Linked DNA regions of Homo sapiens: region 1 is linked to region 2. The links are chromatin loops, found by intact Hi-C in ENCODE. Cell type or tissue: MCF 10A. All regions are shown on one strand. Each heading gives the region's core, and the rest is flanking DNA. Links, peaks and the distances in the headings are about the cores only.

Region 1 (8,000 bases), core at 1-8,000, 1.2 Mb before region 2:
GAGTTGGGGCAGAGGCTGTGGAGGCCAGAATGGGAGAGGGTGGCTCTCAGATGGCTTTGGAGGGGACTTAGTGTTGCCCAGGACTCTGCTTGAGGGGAAGTGTCCTGGACTGTGGGACCTGTCAATATTCTGTAGAGGGAATGTGGACTCAATTACCAGTGTCTCTCAGGAAGGCTGGGATTGCAGTGTGTGAAGGACAGATGCTTACTTTTCTACTTCCCCTTCAACTCTTTCTTCTCCCAAACAGAGAGACCAACTCTTGTTAATTCTCTCCTCCTCTGTCTTAGCCTCTGAGGGTTTTGGAACTGTCTTTTCTGATGAGGAGAGCTAGCGATTGGCCAATGAGCACCTTTGAACTGGAAGGGTTGTTTGGTGCCTTAGCAGAAGGTGGATATCACGAAGGGTCTCTAAGGTGGGGAATCTCAGACCTGGGTAGGAACAAAAAATAGGAGAGGGCAGGGGAATCTTCCTTATTGCTCTTCTTTATCCCTGGGGCCTCTTAGGTAGAGTGTCTCAGAGCTTTGGTGTGGGGAAAGCATAGATCATTGTCTCTTCATCATACTCAGCAGGAAAAGGAACATCACTCAGAGGACTATGTCAGCATCGGATATGCTTTGAAACAAACTTTTTTGTCATGAAGGAAAAAATACAGATAGCCTTAAATATTAGTAACCACAATAATTATATTATGACCCCAAATCCAAAAAAGAGGACAGCGGGACCTCAAATACAGGCTGTGGCTATCCTGTTAGGCGCTCATTTCATTCCTGAAGCACTGGGCATGCATTCTGAGGACAGCACTTGGATACCTGTCACGTGACGAGGTGACTCGCACTTCAGCCACAGGGGATTCTAACTTGCAGGTTCATATTGTAAGAGATTCGGTTATTTTCACAACTGCTTCCTTACGATGCCGGCGAGTGTGCAAATTATTGCGGCCAGATTCGAGAGAGCAGAGAAGTCCGTGTAATTTATTAAGGGTGCGCAGCGTGCCGCCTGCAGCACGGGACACGTGTTCTTGGCCATAACACAAAGAAAATGGAGCTGGGCCTGGAAACACCCTGTTTGGGCCCATCTGATGGTGCAGACATCATCCCTCGGGGTGTTCCTCTGTCCAGTCTGTCCCTTGTGAAGGGGCAGGGTTGTGGGATGTCACTAAGGGCTTGGGGAAGGGGTCACGGATTCTGCATTCTTCTGAGGACTTGACAGGGGAAAGGGAAGTGGCTTTTTCCCGGGGGCAGATCTGCGGGGGGCAGAAAGAGCAGGAATGGGGTGCAGAGGGCAGACCCGTCAGGCCAGGCTTCCCTGCTTTCCCACTCCATGCTCTTGTGCAATCCTTCAGTCTTTACCGGAAGCCCAGTCACCTCATGTGTTACGTAGACACCGAATTCCTGTTCTGCCTCCATGATGCATGGCTGTGGGCCCCAAGGAGATGTGTGTGAAAGCACTTTAAAGCCAGAGAGTTCTACAGAAGTGTAGGAATAGCTTTCATTGTTGTTTCTGTAACTATCCAAGGCTGTCTCAGAGGCTGCACCCATCAGTTCTTCCTGCTGTCCATAGGAGAGACCTGTAAAGGATGCTTTTTCTTAGATTTCCAGCCTGCTGTGGACCCATGCTTTTGTAAATACAATAAAAATGAATTCTCATAAAAATAAAACAAAAGCAATGACAAAAATAATATGATCCCACCCAACTAAAAAATATTTTCAGCTGGGCGCAGTGGCTCACGCCTGTAATCCCAGCACTTTGGGAGGCTGAGGCGGGCGGATTACGAGGTCAGGAGATCGAGACCATCCCGGTAACACGGTGAAACGCTGTCTCTACTAAAAATACAAAAAATTAGCTGGGCGTGGTGGCGGGCGCCTGTAGTCCCAGCTACTTGGGAGGCTGAGGCAGGAGAATGCCGTGAACCCAGGAGGCGGAGGTTGCAGTGAGCTGAGATTGCACCACTGCACTCCAGCCTGAGCGACAGAGCGAGACTCCGTCTCAAAAAAAAAAATTTCTTTTTTTTTTAAAAATTTTTTTGAGACGGAGTTTTGCTCTGTCACCCAGGCTGCAGTGCAGTGGCATGGTCTCGGCTCACTGCAACCCCCACCTCCCAGGTTCTAGTGATTCTCCTGCCTCAGCCTTCTGAGTAGCTGGGATTACAGGCGCACACGACCACACCCAGCTGATTTTTGTATTTTTAGTAGAGATGGGGTTTTGCCGTGTTGGCCAGGCTGGTCTCGAACTCCTGACCTTAGGTGGTCTGCCTACCTCTGTCTCCCAAAGTGCTGGGATTACAGGTGTGAGCCACCATGCCCGGCCTTAAAAAATGTTTTCTTTCCTTTTTTTCATGATCCCTAAATCTAAACTCTTACTTCCCACTTTTTATGACATATAACAGACATAACATGACTCTGCCAAATTTCCCTAAGATTTTCTAAACACTTTCTCTTAGTTTCTGTGCTTGCGTCCTCACAGGCTGGCCCTGGCCCAGGGAATGCACTTTGAGCAGCCCTGTTCTCAGCCGAAGATTGTCTCTCCTCCTCTAAGGTGCCTCTCAGTGTCCACCGTATGCCCAGAAGCACCTGTTTGAAAATATTGGCGGGGGCAGAGAAAGAACCCCTCTCTTTCTGGTTTGTCCCAGGCCTGGCACCTGCTTAGAGCAGAGGTTTTCTGGTTGACCCCACAAGCTGCAGGCTGTATCTGCTCCTGCCATCGTGCAAAGGTCTCCTGGCATGGGAATGAGGAGGATGGGGGTCCCTTTGCTAAGTGGTCCGCACCGTGATAAATGAAGGGCAGAGAAACCGCCTGGAAACGGCATGGTATCGGAACCTCACACTTCCAGGTTTGAATCCTGCCTCCTAACATCTACTTAAGTGAGTGGCAAGTCACTTAACATCTTGGCGTCTTAATTTTCTTATCTGTAAAACTGGCTTGCAGGCTGTTGGGAAGACTGGAGATGAGAGCAGCGAGCACATGGGAGGTGCTTAGTGAGTGGTGGTTTAATGACCACTAACTATTACAGTAAGTTCGTGGTGGGAAACGGTGAATCCTGCCATGAACAGAGATGCTGCAGGGAATTAGCACACACAGGAGCATCTTTTTAGATCCCAGTGTTCACTTTCTGAGACCTGCCGGATCGATAAAATGAGGGGGTTGTGCTGGAAGATCTCCCAGGTATTTTTCTCTAGTTCAGAAATTCTTGGAGCCATGCTTGCCTGAAGCATCCATCTCTTTAAGTTAGAATATTACCTGCTACCACCACTAGGTGACAGCAAAGCACAACTCACTGCCCTGCTCACCCTTCCTGAGTCCGGCGGCAAGGGTAACTCTGGGAGCATCGTAGAGGGCAGAGAAGAAGAAACCCTGAGGTCCCATTATGTCAGCCCCTTCTATCACACGGGAGGAGACTGAGGACAGAAAGGGAACAGAGCCGGGTCAAGCCTTCATAGTTGTATAGTGGAAATTCTGGTCTCCTGACTCTGAGACCAGGGCTCCTGTAATCTGAAACACTTAGGCCTCTGTCTGGGAGATGCTGACTTCCCGTTTGAAACCTAGCAGCTACATCTCCCAAACTGCTGGTATTAGGAGCCTCTTGGTGGCGAGAAGTGTGGTTATGTCCCTGATCCCAGGATGTCCAGTTTCCTCACTGGCCCCATGTGAAGACTGAAGGAGTTGGGCACCACTTCTTAAAGTTCAGAGCTTGGGTTCAAGGGCCCATCCAGAGGCGGCCTCACATGTGGGCGTTGCACATTTTAAAAGATCCAAAGAAGGGCCTGTTTCAGAAATATCTCCTACATGGTCCATGATTTGTCACTCAGTCGGGCTTACTGAAATATAATAAGCAAAAATTCATTTTGGTTAACAAGCGAGAGGTTTAAAAAAAGCGGAACCTCATAAGTCTTCATAGGAGGAGTCATCACGCTCAGCAGGAGTGCTTTAATCAGATCACTCTCCTCCTCGCAAGCTTCTGGCTGAGTTCAGCTGCTTTGGCCTGAAAGTACTGATGGGGTAGGAGAATGAACGAGAGGCAGTTGGAAGGTAAAAAAGATTCTGGAGAGTGGGTCACGATGGTGTTCATGTATGGAGAGTTGGGGACAATGGGGCCTTTTCAGAGAAAGGTAACAAGACCAGTATTTTCCTACTTTATAATTTTCTTGGAGTGGACCAACACGTAGGACCACGTTCTCAGCCTGACCCCTTTCGGACTGAAGATGTCATGAGTTGGTGAGTGATGGGACGAGTATTTTTGCCAGGCTTTCTTCTGAAGTCTTCAGGGGACATTCATAGACTTTATCTTAGTAGCCTTTTGATGTCCCGAAGGGACAAACACTAGACGGAGGTGGTTCTCTTCATTTTAACTGTGAGGTTTAAGTGACTTGCCACAAAATTTGGCCAGGGACTGTTGTGCTGGCCTGCCCCGCCTCTCTGCACAGCTCCCCTCTGGGTCCAATCCATCCCCTAAATTACCCCTTTATTTCCAGGCCTATCTACCTCCATGAATTTCCACCTCCCTGAATGTCTTTGCCACTTTGGGATTCTCTGGGTGTTTTTAGCTGGGCTATTGTTACCTGCTCTTCTCTCCCAAGTCAGGAAGTCTCATGCTGTGTCCTGGAAACCCTTTCCTCTCATTGAAGATTATGTTTTGTCTCCTCTCCAGCTCTCTTATGACCTAACTCCACACCACTGTGGCCTTCATAGCAGTCCTCACTTAATATCAAGGTCCTATTATAATATTGCTGTCCATGAATTAATAACCTCCTCTTGCTAACACGAGTCGGCAGAGAGCAGCCACGTGGTTTGCAGTGGGTGCTCAGAAGGAGGAGGAGGTGGCGGCTGCAGTCATGGCATTGTTATCTCACACCTGAGCTGGGACTGGAGTGTTCTGTCCGCTGGAGGAGGGCTGGGCTTCCATAGACCCACACCTGGGTGACAGGAGGCATGGTGGGTTGTCCCATGGGTTGAATATCATGGCGAGAGGTAAAAACATGCAGCATGCAGACCAAGAGGCCTGGGAGCCCCCAGCCCGGCCTGCCCAAGGGTGAGGGGCAACATGTGCTGCTGAGGTAAGGGGAGCCTGGCTCTGTTTCCTGGAGTCCGTCCCTGCACTTCTGTCCCACATGGTATTTGCCACAAGGAGGCGTATTATCTGGTTTCCGTTGACTGTAAGGCATCCGTGGGATACCTCAGTCATTCTTATAGCAGCCACTAGGTGGTGGGCCTCAGGCTTAAGTCAGAGCTGACACTGGACGGGGCGATGTGGACATGAACCCTAATTGTGACAGAGGCTTTGAATGCTCTGCTAGAGAGAGGTTTTTCAGCCCTGCCAGCTCCTACCAAGGTGCCATCTTCCCTACTGGGTGCTTAAGCTCATTCCCTCCCAAGAACAGTGGTTCCGGGAGGTAAGAGCTACCAAGAGTGGGGTCAACCTGCATCTTATGCCCTGCACTGTCATCCTGACCCATCAGCTGGGCTTCCAGAGATGCGGGAACACCTCCTGAGGTTGGGTGAAGATGACATTAAGCAGTGGAGGATTCTTCCTATTTCCCTCCCCCCAACCGCCCCAACACACACATGCTCACATACGATTCTAGCCTGGGTCCTTGAAAGCCCTTTGTTCAGCCCAAGATTGCCCTGTTCCCAGGGATTTGTCCAGCTCCAGGCCTGGGAGCTCAGACTTGTCTGGGGAGTGACTGGGTCACGTGGAGCTGGAACTGTTCAGACCAGGAGCTTCTCGCCCTGCAGGGAGCTCTGGAGCCAAGGTGCCACAGTCCTTCACCTGGGGGTGACCCAGGCCTCTTTGAGAACCCCCAAGGCTAGGCCACACCAGGACAGGCACCCAGGGCTGCCCCTTGGAGTCGGGACAGAAGCGTGTCTGCATGTTGAGCTCAGAGTGGGTTTGGCTGACTCTTCTGGGGCTGGTAGTTCTTAGTTCTTTTATTTTCTCAGCCCCAACAGACCGGAGGAATACAACATGCTCACGAAAGTAGTTTCCCGAGGGGTGACGACGGGGAAGTAGAGCATACCCCATGGAGAGTGAACCGGGATACGGGAGACTGGGCAGGAGGGGGCCTGTGGCTTGGACCAGCCCCCAGACTCTAGTTCTGATCGATTTCTACTTATGCCCAATATTTGGCCCTCACCTCCAGAGTGTTAAGTACATATTAATTTTATTCAATATAGTGTTCATTTTCTTTAATTATAAACATAATACATGCTCATTGAAGAACACTTGGAAAAAAATTTTAAAACTGAAAAAGAAAATAAAATCCTCCCACTCGCCTATCCCAGCTCACCACCTGGAGGCAGATTCTGTATTTCCTTCTAGTCTTTTGTGAAATATATATACATTTGGAACCATATGTATATACAGTTTTTCTTCCTGTGTTAAAAATTAACAGCATAAGTATTTCTCACTTCATTTAAGATTCTTCCAAAGGACCATTGTAATAGCACCATAGGATACTGGCGCCTGGTGATTCCTCAATGGATTTAGTCATTTTCCTATTAAGTGTTTCCAATTTTTTTTTGCAATGATAAATAATTCTCCATCAATCTTTGTCCATAATTCTATTTCCCTCAGAGAAATCCTTTCCTTGGGATGGCTAGGTGTAAGAATATGTGCATTTCAAGGCCTCTGGACATGATTTTTTGAAGTACCTTTGCAAAAATGTCCAGGTTACAGTGCCCCAGCAGGGCACGAGAGGGCAGAGGGCAGTCAGTGTCTTTAGTTGACAGGGAGGAGCCATGTAGATGGGAACCCATGTTTGCCAAGCCCTGGCCTGGGCATAGGATCCCTGTCCTGGCTTGGCCTGCAGTGGAAGCTGTCCCCCTGGCTCAGCCCTGGTCCTGGTGCCAGTCCCAGTGCTGGGCTTACCCGTAGGCTCAAGTCTCAGACAACACTTCCTGGAGCGGGCTGGAGGAGGGCTTTAGATCAGTCACTGTGGCCCTGAGGACTTTTGGATTCTTTTCTCTTAGGTCCGGCATGAGAACAGATGTGTGGCCCTGGAAAGGTGTCCCTGCTTCCATCAGGGCAAGGAGTATGCCCCTGGAGAAACAGTGAAGATTGGCTGCAACACTTGGTGAGGCTCAGTGAGGGGCTGCGCCGGGGACCCAGGCCCTGCGGGTGGAGTGAGGGTGCACGCGGCCACAGGACCTTCCGCACTTGCCTCCAGCCCCCTGTGGGAACCTGGTTACTCTCTGCCTTTCCTCCGTGCCTGTGTTTCTCCATCTGTAAAATGGGGAGAATCTTTTTCATCACCTGTGTCCATCCTGCATAGACACTATTCAACAGGTTAGTACAGTAGCCCTTATCCGAAATGCTTGGGACCACAACTGTTTTGGATTTTGGATTATTTTGGACTTTGAAATATTTGCATATACATAATGAGGTGTCTTAGGGATGGGACCTAAATCTAAACATGACATTTATTTATGGTTCATATATACCTTATACACGTTGCCTGAGGGTAAGTTTATACAACATTTTAAATATGTATTTAATGTGTATTTAGTATTTTTAATGTTTGTGCATGAAACAAAGTTTTGTGTACATTGAACCATCAGAAAGTAAAGGTGTCACCCTCTCAGCCACCCATGTGGTGTCATGTTGGTGCTCAAAGTTTTGGGTTTCAGAACATTTTGGACTTCAGAGTTTTGGATTAGGAATGCTCAGCTTGTATTTCTGTTCAGGGAGATGGGCCCCAGGGAAGACAGGGACCTCGCCCCACCAGTCATTGCATTTGGGCCAAGCTGCCAGTGGGCACGGGGTCTGGAGGGTCCTTTCGTTGCAGGCCTTACACTGCCCATGAGCACTTCGTGAGTGTGCTTGCAGTGGCGTGGTTTGAGGTGAGGGTGGCTGGTTGCCTTCTCCCTTTTCCTTGGCCATCCTGCACGTAACCCCTCACCCTGCTCATTCACCCTGCCTTTGACTTGGTGGCTGTGCACAGCCTTGGAAAGAGGCCTACTGGACAGAGGTAGAGAGGGCTGTCTCTTGGGCTTGAGGTCTGAGCTTA
Region 2 (10,524 bases), core at 1,355-9,354:
GAGTGCAGTGGCATGATCATAGCTGACTGCAGCCTCAAACTCCTGGGCTCAAGCGATCCTCCTGCCTCAGCCTCCCAAATAGCTGGGACTGCATGTGCACACCACCATACCTGGCTAATTCCACATTTCTAAGCAGAGAGGTTTGTGGCCACTTGAGCTTATTGAAGGAATTCTAGCCTGGGAGCGGGGAACTTGGGTTTCACTTGCTGTCACCAGTTGGCTGTGTGACTCTGGAAAAGTTTCTTCACCTCTCTGGGCTTTAGTTCCCTCTTCCACAAAAATGTGGGGCTTAAATCTGATTATCTCTTTGGCCCCTTCCTGCTTTGATATGCTGAGGTTCTGAACTGCTGATTATTCCAGGGCCTGAACTGATCTGCTGCGGAAGGGGTGAGTGGTCACTTTTTTCCCTAAATTCTCTGCTGGGCTGGAGTGAGAGAAGGTCAGAGAGAAAGTTTCCCCAGGGATGCTTATGCCATGGCACATTTTGCTCTTTTTCTTAATTCATTCAGCAAATATATATTTGGTGCTTCATGTTTGTTGGCACTGAGGGATTTAGCCATAAACAAAATAGACAAAACCCCGTCTTTGTGGAGATCCTGTCGGGAGACAGATAATAAACCACAGGTGGGGAGATCTATGGTGAGATCTATGGCAGGTGGGAGAAATCGCAACTTAGGTGAGGAGGGTGTGGGGGGTGGGTGCTAGCGAGGGGAGTGACCATTTTAAAAAGAGTGGTCAGGAAGGGCCTCACTGATACAGTCACCATTGATAAAGTTAGGGGGTTCTGGAGAGTTCAGAATGAGGGCAGACCTGGCATCCCGGGATTGTTGCGAAGATTGATGTGAACAGGGAAAGAGGGTCCCGCAGCTTTGCCTGAGGCTCTCAGGAAGATGACGGTGGGAGGCTTTGATGTGGGGAGCATAAGTATCTTTCTAGGAGCACACTGCGCTCTCGCCCCTTCCTTGCCTGCTGACGGAGCCAGGGATGCCAGGCTGTCCGGGCCCATCCACTGTGCAGAAGGTGCCCGGGCTATGTCTCAGCTCCCACCCAAGGCACGCAGCCTTACCCAGGGGTCCTGGCACCCCAAAGGGGGCCACACAACAGCATTCCCAGCCTGCCCTTTTCTGAAGGGCAGTGCAGGTGTCGGCTAACGAGCTGGAATTAGACTTCTTCACTCACTGCCTCCTTCCTTCTCACTTCTTGGTACAACTGAAGATTGGCAGGAGGACTCAGAGAGCACCAGGAATCCCCAGTTATTTTCAGAGCAGTTCCAGGCCCTGACCCTGCGGCCTAAGTCCTGCAAGGAGACAGCAAGGAGAAGCATGAGAGGCTCACGCAATGGGGTGGCCGCAGGGCTCCTGCGAGGGCAGTCCCCTGTCTATTCACTGAGAGGAAAGCTCTTTAGCTCTGTTTGGAAGCATTTTCACCAACTCTGTCTGGAATCTTCCACCCAGGCCCTTCTCCCTGACTACTCCATCCTAGTCTTGTGAATCCAGACCCCAAATCCACAGACCTTGGAGTTATACACTAAGGGCTGGACTCAGGAGTGGAAGAAAGAGCAGGTCTAGGGGAGTCTCCGAGGACACCGCAGCCTGTTACTGTCTCTGCCCAAGTCACTCTGAATGGCTCTCCTCTGATTCCTCCTTTTCCTCCTTCTTCTTTCCCTCCTGGGGAGCCCAGGACAAGATCACCGCCTGGCTGTATCCTCCCTGTCGCAGCGGGAGCCTATCCACCCTGGTCTCCATCTTGTGACACACGAGGTCCCCTCTTCACCCAGGACTTCAGCTTTGCCCTCTTGGGGCTGGCTTCAGGCCCAAGGCATGATCCAAAACTTTCCACAGCTCAGTTTGCAGAGACAAGGGAGTGCCATGGAAAGAGGAGATGCAGAAGCCATCTGAACACAGACGTTTAGGAAAAAGGAAGGAAAGTACAGTCAATTAAACCCACTGCCATGTTGGAGGGCAATGTCATTGTGGCCGCTGGGATGGGAAGATAGTCAGGCAGCTCTGGCCCCGAAGCCTGGGGTGACTGGAGGGAGGAGCATGGTGAGTCCCTCGTATGCTCTCCAGCATGAGAAAGCAGCCCACTCTGCCCTGCCTGGGCACCACGCTTCTCCCAACCTTCCCCAGGTCTCTCCTGATACCCTCTCTTCCTCAGGAAGGTGCCAGCACCCCCACTGCTCTGGCCTGTCCCACCTAACTCTCTCTGAAGTCCCTGTGAGAAACACTGAATGATGTGGCCTCCGTAAGTCCTTTAAAAATAGACTGTGGATCCCCTGAAAAAAAAAAAAAAGTCCCTGTCTAAAAATAGCTCTCAGCATCTAGGGGAGAAAAAAAGAAACTGCAGCAAAATTCAACTGGAGCAGTGACTTTCCTGTCTCTGATGTTCCGGGTCAGCTCCAGCACTGGAGAAGGCTGCGAGGGAGACAGGGGAGGAGAGGGTCCTTCAAGGACAGAGGAAGGATCAGAATCTCAATCTGCAGCAAACACCTCTCTCCATTCCCTGACTTGTGGTCATTGGGCCCTGCCTGGTCCAAGCAGCCAGGCAGTGCTCAAGACAGCAGCACGGAGCAGCAGATCCCTGGGTTGGCAATAGGAGCCTTGAAGAGTGGCCGCAGGGATCCAGGGATGGAGAGGCCTCCCAGGCATGGGTGCACCGCCCTGCAGAGGCCCTAAGGATGTGTACTCAGTGGAAGCTGGAGTCAGGACCAGATCTGATGCTGAAAGTACCTGTGAGCCAAATAGCTCGGAATGACTAAGGGGTGAGGGAGATGCTCTCTCTTGAAGAGCCACTGCTTCTGCATTCAACAAAGGTGAAAAGGAACCCTTTTGGGAACTGTCACTCAGAAAAGTCAGAACTCCTATCCAGGACTTGAGTGCAGGAGAAGGGGAGCCCCATGGACTTCTTTGTGTAAGATCCTTTCTGTGGCTGGCAGTGAGAGAATAGCATAGAGACATGATTTTACCTGCTAAAAATGTTTTAAGGAATATGAAAAGGATGCATACATACACACACACACACACACACACACACACACACACACACACACACACGCTTTTCAATTATGAGAGACAGGGTCTGCTTATTTTGCTCATGCCAGAAAACTATCACAGTAAGCTGGAGAAAAGTCAGGCTGCAGCTTAAGAAGGAAGACTCCTGGTCCCTCTGTTTAGCTGTGATGGGGGCTCCCTCCGAACAGTGAGTTGCATGTGTTGGTCACAGGGACAAGTGAATGTTAGTAAGCTAATGAGATCATTTTTTGGAACTATACGCCAAGTCCTCAAACTAAATGTTTATAGCTAATGTTTTGTTATGATAATTTGCCATTGAGGTGTACACCCTCATGCCCACAAACACACACGTTATGGAAATTTGTTCCTCGAATTAATACCTATGCAGCCCACCATGGATTCTGCACGTCCCAACATCACCTGGGCTCATATCTTATCTCCGAAACCATTAGAAGGCCACTGTCATGCCGAGAAAGGGAACAGAGTGGTTTTTAGGGACTGAAATGCAAGTCCCTGCGGGATCACTTGTTAGAGATTAAGCTGTTTCCAAAGCTGTGGTCCTGGGAAAGAGGCTTAATGAGGGAGAAAGAGGCAGGGACGCCACGGACCGGTTAGGCGGCACGTTCCTGCTCAGCAGGCACTGTGGCTGTTATGCTGCCCTCTGTGGCGGTCAGAATATGCGTGTCCCCAGAAGACAGCAGCTGACAGGGCATGCGGCAGCACTCACAAGAGGTCATGACCCATACTTGTTTGCAAGTTCAAGGCAGGTAAAATAACCTCTCAGTCATTTTTGTCTTCTTAGCCCCAAAACCTGCTTTCCTGTCTTTTTCTCCCTTAGGAATTACTCTGCCTCCCCCACCCCAAGGGACCTCATCCTGACCTATGCCACAACATTCAGGGTTGACAGCCACCTGCAAGCTGGCCAGTCCAAACCCCAGGCATGCCTCCCCTTCTCTCCACGACGCTCCTGGGCAGGGAACATCTGGGTCCCGCCAGCCCAGCCCTCCCTTGCTGGCATTTTGCCCAGCTCCTTTCCCTCTCTCCTGAGCTTACTCTATCTGCAAAGCCAGGAGAGCGACCTGTGTTTCTTCTCATACTACAGGTCACCCGCGGCATAAACGGCTTAATGTGGATGTACTTTAAGGAAAGGGAGGAAAACCAAACAACTTAGAAAATCAACCATCCCCCCTCCCTGCCAAGCCTTGGTTCTCGACGGTGTCTGTGCACATCAAGATTGCAGCGATGTGCGGGGGCCTCGGGCACGCAGTGTTGCAGTATTTTCTGAAAGGCTTTGCTCGCTCTCTTCAGTACTTTTCCTCTTCTCACAGCCTGGAGCCTGCAGAGAAATAGCCCTGGTTCCCCCTAGTGGCAGAAGCTCATAGCGCCGACCTGGGACACTTCCCACGATCGTGGTAATTAGCCAGTAGTTTAGTTACAACCACACTCTCATTAACTAACAGCGGGAGAAGAGACTGTCCCTGTTTCCTTGGAGACCTAGCAGCGCGTGCTTCTATTGCATTGACTGTTCCTGTAAGCTCAAAAGCCCCCAGGTTGTTATCGCATAGTGTTTACTGCATTGGATGGAGACCAAGACCTGGTAACACTGTGTTCCCCGCCGGTGCTTCTCAAAGTGTGGTCCTTGACCTATGCATCAGCATCACCTGGGAGCTGGATAGAAATGCAAATTCTCAGGCCTCTTACGCCTACTGAGTCCATAACTCGGGGGTTCAGAGCCCAGGAATCTGCATTTTGACAAGTTCTCCAGCTGATTCTGATCCACAATGAAGAATGAGGACTGACCTAGACAAAGCATGCCCTGGTATTTTGTTCCTATTAATAACCAGAAACAGCTGGGCACAGTGGCTCACACCTGTTATCCCAGCACTTTGGGAGGCCGAGGCAGGCAGATCACCTGAGGTCAAGAGTTTGAGACCAGCCTGACCAACATGGAGAAACCCCATCTCTACTAAAAATATAAAATTAGCCGGGCGTGGTGGCACATGCCTGTAATCCCAGCTACTCAGGAGGCTGGAGATTCGCTTGAACCCGGGAGGCGGAGGTTGCAGTGAGCCAAGATCACGCCATTGCACTCCAGCCTGGGCGACAAGAGGGAAACTGAAAAAAAAAAAAAAAACAGAGACTTTTCCCATTAAAGAGCTAAACAAAAGGAAGTGGAAAGATACTTCTTCCTTGTTCCAAGCAATATGTACCCAATATGATTCCAATCAATAACATTTATGTATTGACTGGAATGAGAAATGCCTTCTCCCAGGTTTGTCTCTAAGGAGATTCCCCTACTCCCCCCATCGTCATCCACTTCGTCATCTAAACCCGCCTTGGAATGGAGTCACTGAAGCATCTCCAAGAGATGAAGCAGTACTTGGAAATTAAAAGCAGTGAGGACTCTGTCACCAGCAGGCGAGGTGGCCTCACAGAGCCCCCTGAGCTGGCACCGGCTGGCACAAGGTAAGCAGGACCAAAAAAGAAACCAGACACCAGGCAAGTGACTGTTGACACAGGAAATGTAAGCCTTAGCCCTGTGCTTGCACTTTTCCAGCCTAGTGCTGTGAAATGCATAAATTACTGTCAACATTGTTGAGCTCAGAAGGGCTCAGCATCACTTTGATGAGTTGACTGGTTCTAAGAGGCCAATCTCATTTTATTTTAACCAGTATTTTTTTTTTAAATGCTTGCTTATGTGGGAGATGGGGGCCGCTTTTAATATGCTTCAGACTGCGGAAAGTAGCAAGTTGGTGACAAATGACCCATAACACAGGAGGAAAAACTGAACGTACCACTGTCTATTGCAGGAGGAAACCTGGAGATCACCTAAATCAACTTCCCGCTTGCCAGAGGGGGAAACCAAGGCCCTGAGTGGAAGACTGACACCAGAGGAAAAAGGGTTGCATACAAGGTCACCTTCCATGTCTCCCCTCCTCACTCCGGGTCCAGTGATCAGGTAGGCGTTCAAAATAATTCAGCCTGATTCTTAGCCTGGTGAGATTCAAGAAAATCTGTAAGCAAGTGGTATTTAATTTGACTTGGAAAATCATTTTTCCAAAGGACACCTGATCCCTTTGCTGTGTTATATCCTGGTCCCTACAGATAATATCCCTCCACAGAGCACACTGAGCCAAAGTTCCCAGGGCGTCCAGCCTCTGCGTGGAGTTTCCAGGAACACTTCCTGCTGCTTCCTCTACGACCTCTTCCTGGAAGTTGCAGGCACCCATAAGCAAGGACTCTCTAAGATGTCCACTTGCTTTCACAGGCCAGGAGATCGGGAGCCTTTGAGGCCTCAGCTCCCCTACATCTACTTGGAATCCCCGAGCAGCCACCTTTACTTCTGCACCCAATACCTCCGGCGGAGTGGGGCAGAAGGGCAGGTGATTGCCCCTTAACTGGTCATCCAGCCACATCTGGACGGCTGGCCGCACCTCTGTCAAAGGGGAAGAGAATCCGGCAGCCCCTTAGGAAGGCAGTGCTGACTCCTAGCCCTGAGTAGGTTCACACCGCAGGCTGGGTTGGTCCTTCCCTGTGAGCTCTTCCAACAGGCATGGCTTACCCCAGGGCAGCACTGAGCGTCTAGGGAGAAATATTAAATACAAGTGGTGATGTCTCCCTCTAGTGGAGAGTAGTCAGAATGCGAATGTGGCTCTGAATCTTCAAGGAAGGCAGGAAGGGCTCTGCTGGAAGCTACAGGGCTGATGTGTGCGGCTCAAAGATTCTCATGCCTCATGACCTGAGGGCCATGTGTGTGGCCCTCAGGTCACACACACAGCTTCTAGAGGAAGCTGTGTGTGTGTTTGTTTGTTTGTTTCATCATGTCCAGCACGTGGAGGCCTTGGCCATAAAGACAATCACTCTTCATCCCATAAAGACAATCAATCACTCTTCATCTCTGACTGTAGCCTCACTGTCAGCCACAGGTGGGCTTGAAGCCAGAGCTCCTGGAGTGCTGCTCCCCTACCTTGGAAGCCTCTTTCAGCCCCGCCTCGCCGTGAACCAACCACCCTCCCTTCCCTGAAGCTTGCTTTCCTCCGTTTGCTAGGGGGTGTGGTATGCAGGTCCACCCACTGACCTCCCATCTCTAAAATGTTCTGACACACAAGGACTCCACAGAGATGACTGAATGAGTTCATGGTTCATTGTTCATCTAAGAGGCAGCCAGGAGAACTGTTCATGGCCTTCTACACTTGGAGGGAGCGCGGCAGCCACACGCACTTTCACGAACATCACCGCACTTTGCTGTCGCGATGACCATCAGATTCACCTTATCCTCACCTCTCCCACTTCGCCCCAGCCACCAGGTTGGCTTTGTGTTCTGAGATTGAGCTAAGAGAGATAGGTCCTTCTCTGCAGCCCACAAAGCCAAAGCAGGCCCAGGGTTCAATCAGGGCTGTTGGCTTGGCCTAGGAGCCCCATGAAACTGAAGCTGAGGAATTCCAGTCTTCCTTAGCAGAAAGGGAAAGTCTGTGTGACCCATCCCATAATAGTGATGATAATAATGATGATGGTTAACACTTAGGCATGCTTCCCGCCAGGCAGGCACAGGAAGCACTGTGCTTACAGCAACTCACTTAATCATCCCAGCAACCCTATGTCACAGGTCATCCCAAAAACCTGCCACTCTTGCCTGGACCCAGAATCACTGTAATAAGAGCCAGAGTCACCTGGTTATTATAACTTCCTGCCACAGAGCATGGATGCTTAACAGGTGTGGAATTTACATGCATCTCCCTAGCCAAGAGGAGAGGGCTTCCATTTTCCAGCATGGACTTAGAAATCGGTTCACCCTTGGTTATTCTCATGACAGTTACTAATCTCAGAATTACTAAGTGGGAAGAGACACTGGAGATGATCTGGTCCATTTCCCCATTTCCCAGGTGAGCTAACTAGGGAATGAAGATGTGGAGTGCTGATGTGAATCCCACAGTGAGGTAGTGGCAGGGCTGCGGCTGCCCCCCAGCTCTCTATGCTTCAGCCCAAAGCTTTTCCACTCTCCCATGCTGTGGCCGCCATGTACTCGAGTGAATTAACAGCCCTGAGGTCTGCCCTTCGACAGCCCAGGAAGCTCCATGGTCATCAGCCAGCCCAGCTGAGCTCTGGAAGCAGAATCTTTCAAATATCAGCCTACAGCACCCAAGAGTGTCCTGGCAAATTGTTTCTCTGTTACCTCACCCTGAAAATAAAGACAAGAGTCACCCCTGGAGAGACACATTCCAAAGACAAGCAGACGCAGAGGGCAGGGCCAGCTGGAGGGCAGCCTGGGCCATCAGCCCTCCTGCTCGCATCATGGTGGGGGGCCATCCCCCATTATCTGTCCACTCTGGAAGAGACCACCCTGGCCCCTCCTCAGGAGCTATGATGGAGGTGTTCTCAGCCTCCTACTGGTTTTTCTTCTTTTCTCCAGAATGGTTTCAGGTCCTTCTGCTGAGGCACTCCACATACCCAGCTTTCCCTTCCCCACCACCTCTATCCCAGAGTATTTGGTGTCCTGCTTCCCATTTTGGAGTAGCTTCCAGCAGATGTCACTTGCCAGCTGGAGTCAGTGCCAGTCATATCCCCAACTTTCCTAGGAGTGGCTAGGTGGAAGGAGCACCTTCCAGATAGTCTGTCTCTACGGCTCTGTCGCCATAGACTTGGTGGCATTTCCCTGGCCCGAGGGTACTTTAGGGTTCTCTAGCTACTTTCTTGTGGGTGCTCTGTCACATGGCCAGCCAAGAAGCAGACCTGGCCTGCTCTAGTGTGAGTGTGGAAAGTGGGAATGTGAAGAAGGTAGTGAATAAAATTGGGGGGTGGGTGTGTGAAGGGCAGGAAGGGTGAGAAACTCAGAATGAATCACAGACACTCAGATGCCTCCCACCCCAACACGGGGTCAGGAAGACAGGCAGGGAGTGCAATGACAGTGTCTCCTCCCACTGGCTTCCTCGAGAGAAAGGTGGAGGCTGGGACATGGGGTCAGGCCCCGCTAGACCTGCTCTGAAACATGGAGGAGGGTCGGCCGGCATCAGAGCCTGCTTCGCTGGCTAGGGTGGCCCCGCAGGCCAGCCTCTGGGAGCTTCTCAGAGGGGTGGTAACCAGCCCCAAGCAGCAGCCAGGAAGAGGGGTCCAGCCTCCAGGGCCCAGTTGCTGGCTCAACTGCCTTTCCCTTCTTCCACCCACCACTCAAGTTCACCACCTTGGAGTCCTCCTGGCCTCCGCTTTCTCTCACGCCCACTCCGCATCCAGTTCCTCCTGTTGGCACGCTCTGCAAAATGATCAGGATCTGTCCGCGTCTCCACCTCCACTGCGACAGCCTAGTCCAAACCATCCTCAGCTCCCTGCTGGATTATTCAAACAGCCTCCTAACTGGCAATTCTGTTACAATTTACGTCCGGTCATATCCCATCTCTGCTCAAAACCCTGGAGGAATGGCCTCTCCTCCAACTCAGAGTATAAGCAAAGACCTGCAAGGCCCCGGCTGATGGGCCCCACTCTCCACCACTCAACTGTCCCTGGCCCCACCTCCTGCTCTCCTGCTGGCTCACTGCCCCCCGCATGCCACAATGCTCTCCTTGCTGTTCCTGGAACATGCCAGCCACACACCCACCTCAGGGCCTTTGCACTTGCTCCTTCTCCGAGAACGTTTCTAATTTCTAACCCTCCCCTGCACTGCACATCTACCTGGCTCCCTTTGGCCTCATTCTGCTGTTAATGCAAACATTACCTTGTAAGTCATACTTTCCTTGTCTCCCTTGCTTTAAGCTGCTGTCCACCCCGCGACACACACACACACACACACACACACACGCACACGCATGCAATCACACACACACACACACGCGATCACTCACACACACACATACTCCTGCTGTATTCTCTAGCCCCCTTGCTTGATTTTCCTCTGTTGCCTATACTCTCCTAGCATACAACATATTTTAATTATTTATTGTATTGTGTGCCTTTCTCCCCAACCAGAACCCAGCCTTCATAGGGGCATGGGCTCTTGTTGCTTTATTCATTTCATTCACCTAGAAAAGTGCTCAGTACATAGTGGGCACTCAATGAACGCTTGCTGAGTGATGAACAAATCAATGCTAGACATGGTTTGGGAAACAGACCCTCACAGGAGATGTCAGAATTGTTGGGTTTATGTAGTCAGAAATTGGGTAGAGTTCATCTAGTAGAGTTACTGGGTTTATTTAGAGAAGCCTGGCAGAGAAAAGGGGTGTGTATATGTTTGTGTGTGTGCGTGTTTTTCAGGGATGTTTGACAGCCACCTTCACTTGTAGTAAATAATGTGTGGGCTCCTGATTATTTGTATGTGTTTTAACCGTATGTATTAACCAGATCCAGCACTTCCTTCATTTATTTCCTCACTCATTCATTCACCACACATTGTATGAGTGACAATTCTGTATCAGGTGCTCTGCTAGACACATGGCGAAGGCTACGGTCCCTGCTGTCCAGACTTCTGCAGCAACGTCATGAAGCCCCAGCACTCAGGACAATCTGGGAGGGTGTGGGCATTAAA

What was found. Hi-C counts contacts between places; a loop is a spot of excess contacts. Peaks named below come from ENCODE experiments on the same cell type or tissue, not always from the same donor. Only the 100,000 strongest peaks of a DNase experiment are listed, where the experiment ranks them.
Region 1: it touches region 2 in a loop (12-fold over the local background); 7 of 110 quality-filtered maps call a loop at or near these places.

The regions. Positions count from the first base shown.
Region 1 is chr12:6,035,455-6,043,454 of GRCh38, reverse strand. VWF (von Willebrand factor) reads left to right here. Exons shown (of 52, transcript NM_000552.5): 19 at 6,964-7,067. It overlaps SNORA120 (small nucleolar RNA, H/ACA box 120), which reads left to right and starts at 3,272; the gene lies at 3,272-3,418. In MCF 10A, for the core only: CTCF peaks have their summits at 3,252 (motif pointing right) and 5,122; DNase peaks (open chromatin) are centred at 3,284 and 5,164.
Region 2 is chr12:4,851,745-4,862,268 of GRCh38, reverse strand. No RefSeq gene overlaps it. Among named protein-coding and RNA genes, the nearest start is that of KCNA6-AS1, 26 kb to the right of the region's middle. RefSeq lists enhancers at 4,252-4,546, 4,075-4,718, 6,574-6,623, 6,634-6,683, 8,157-8,657. In MCF 10A, for the core only: CTCF peaks have their summits at 4,367 (motif pointing left) and 6,618 (motif pointing left); DNase peaks (open chromatin) are centred at 4,368 and 6,618.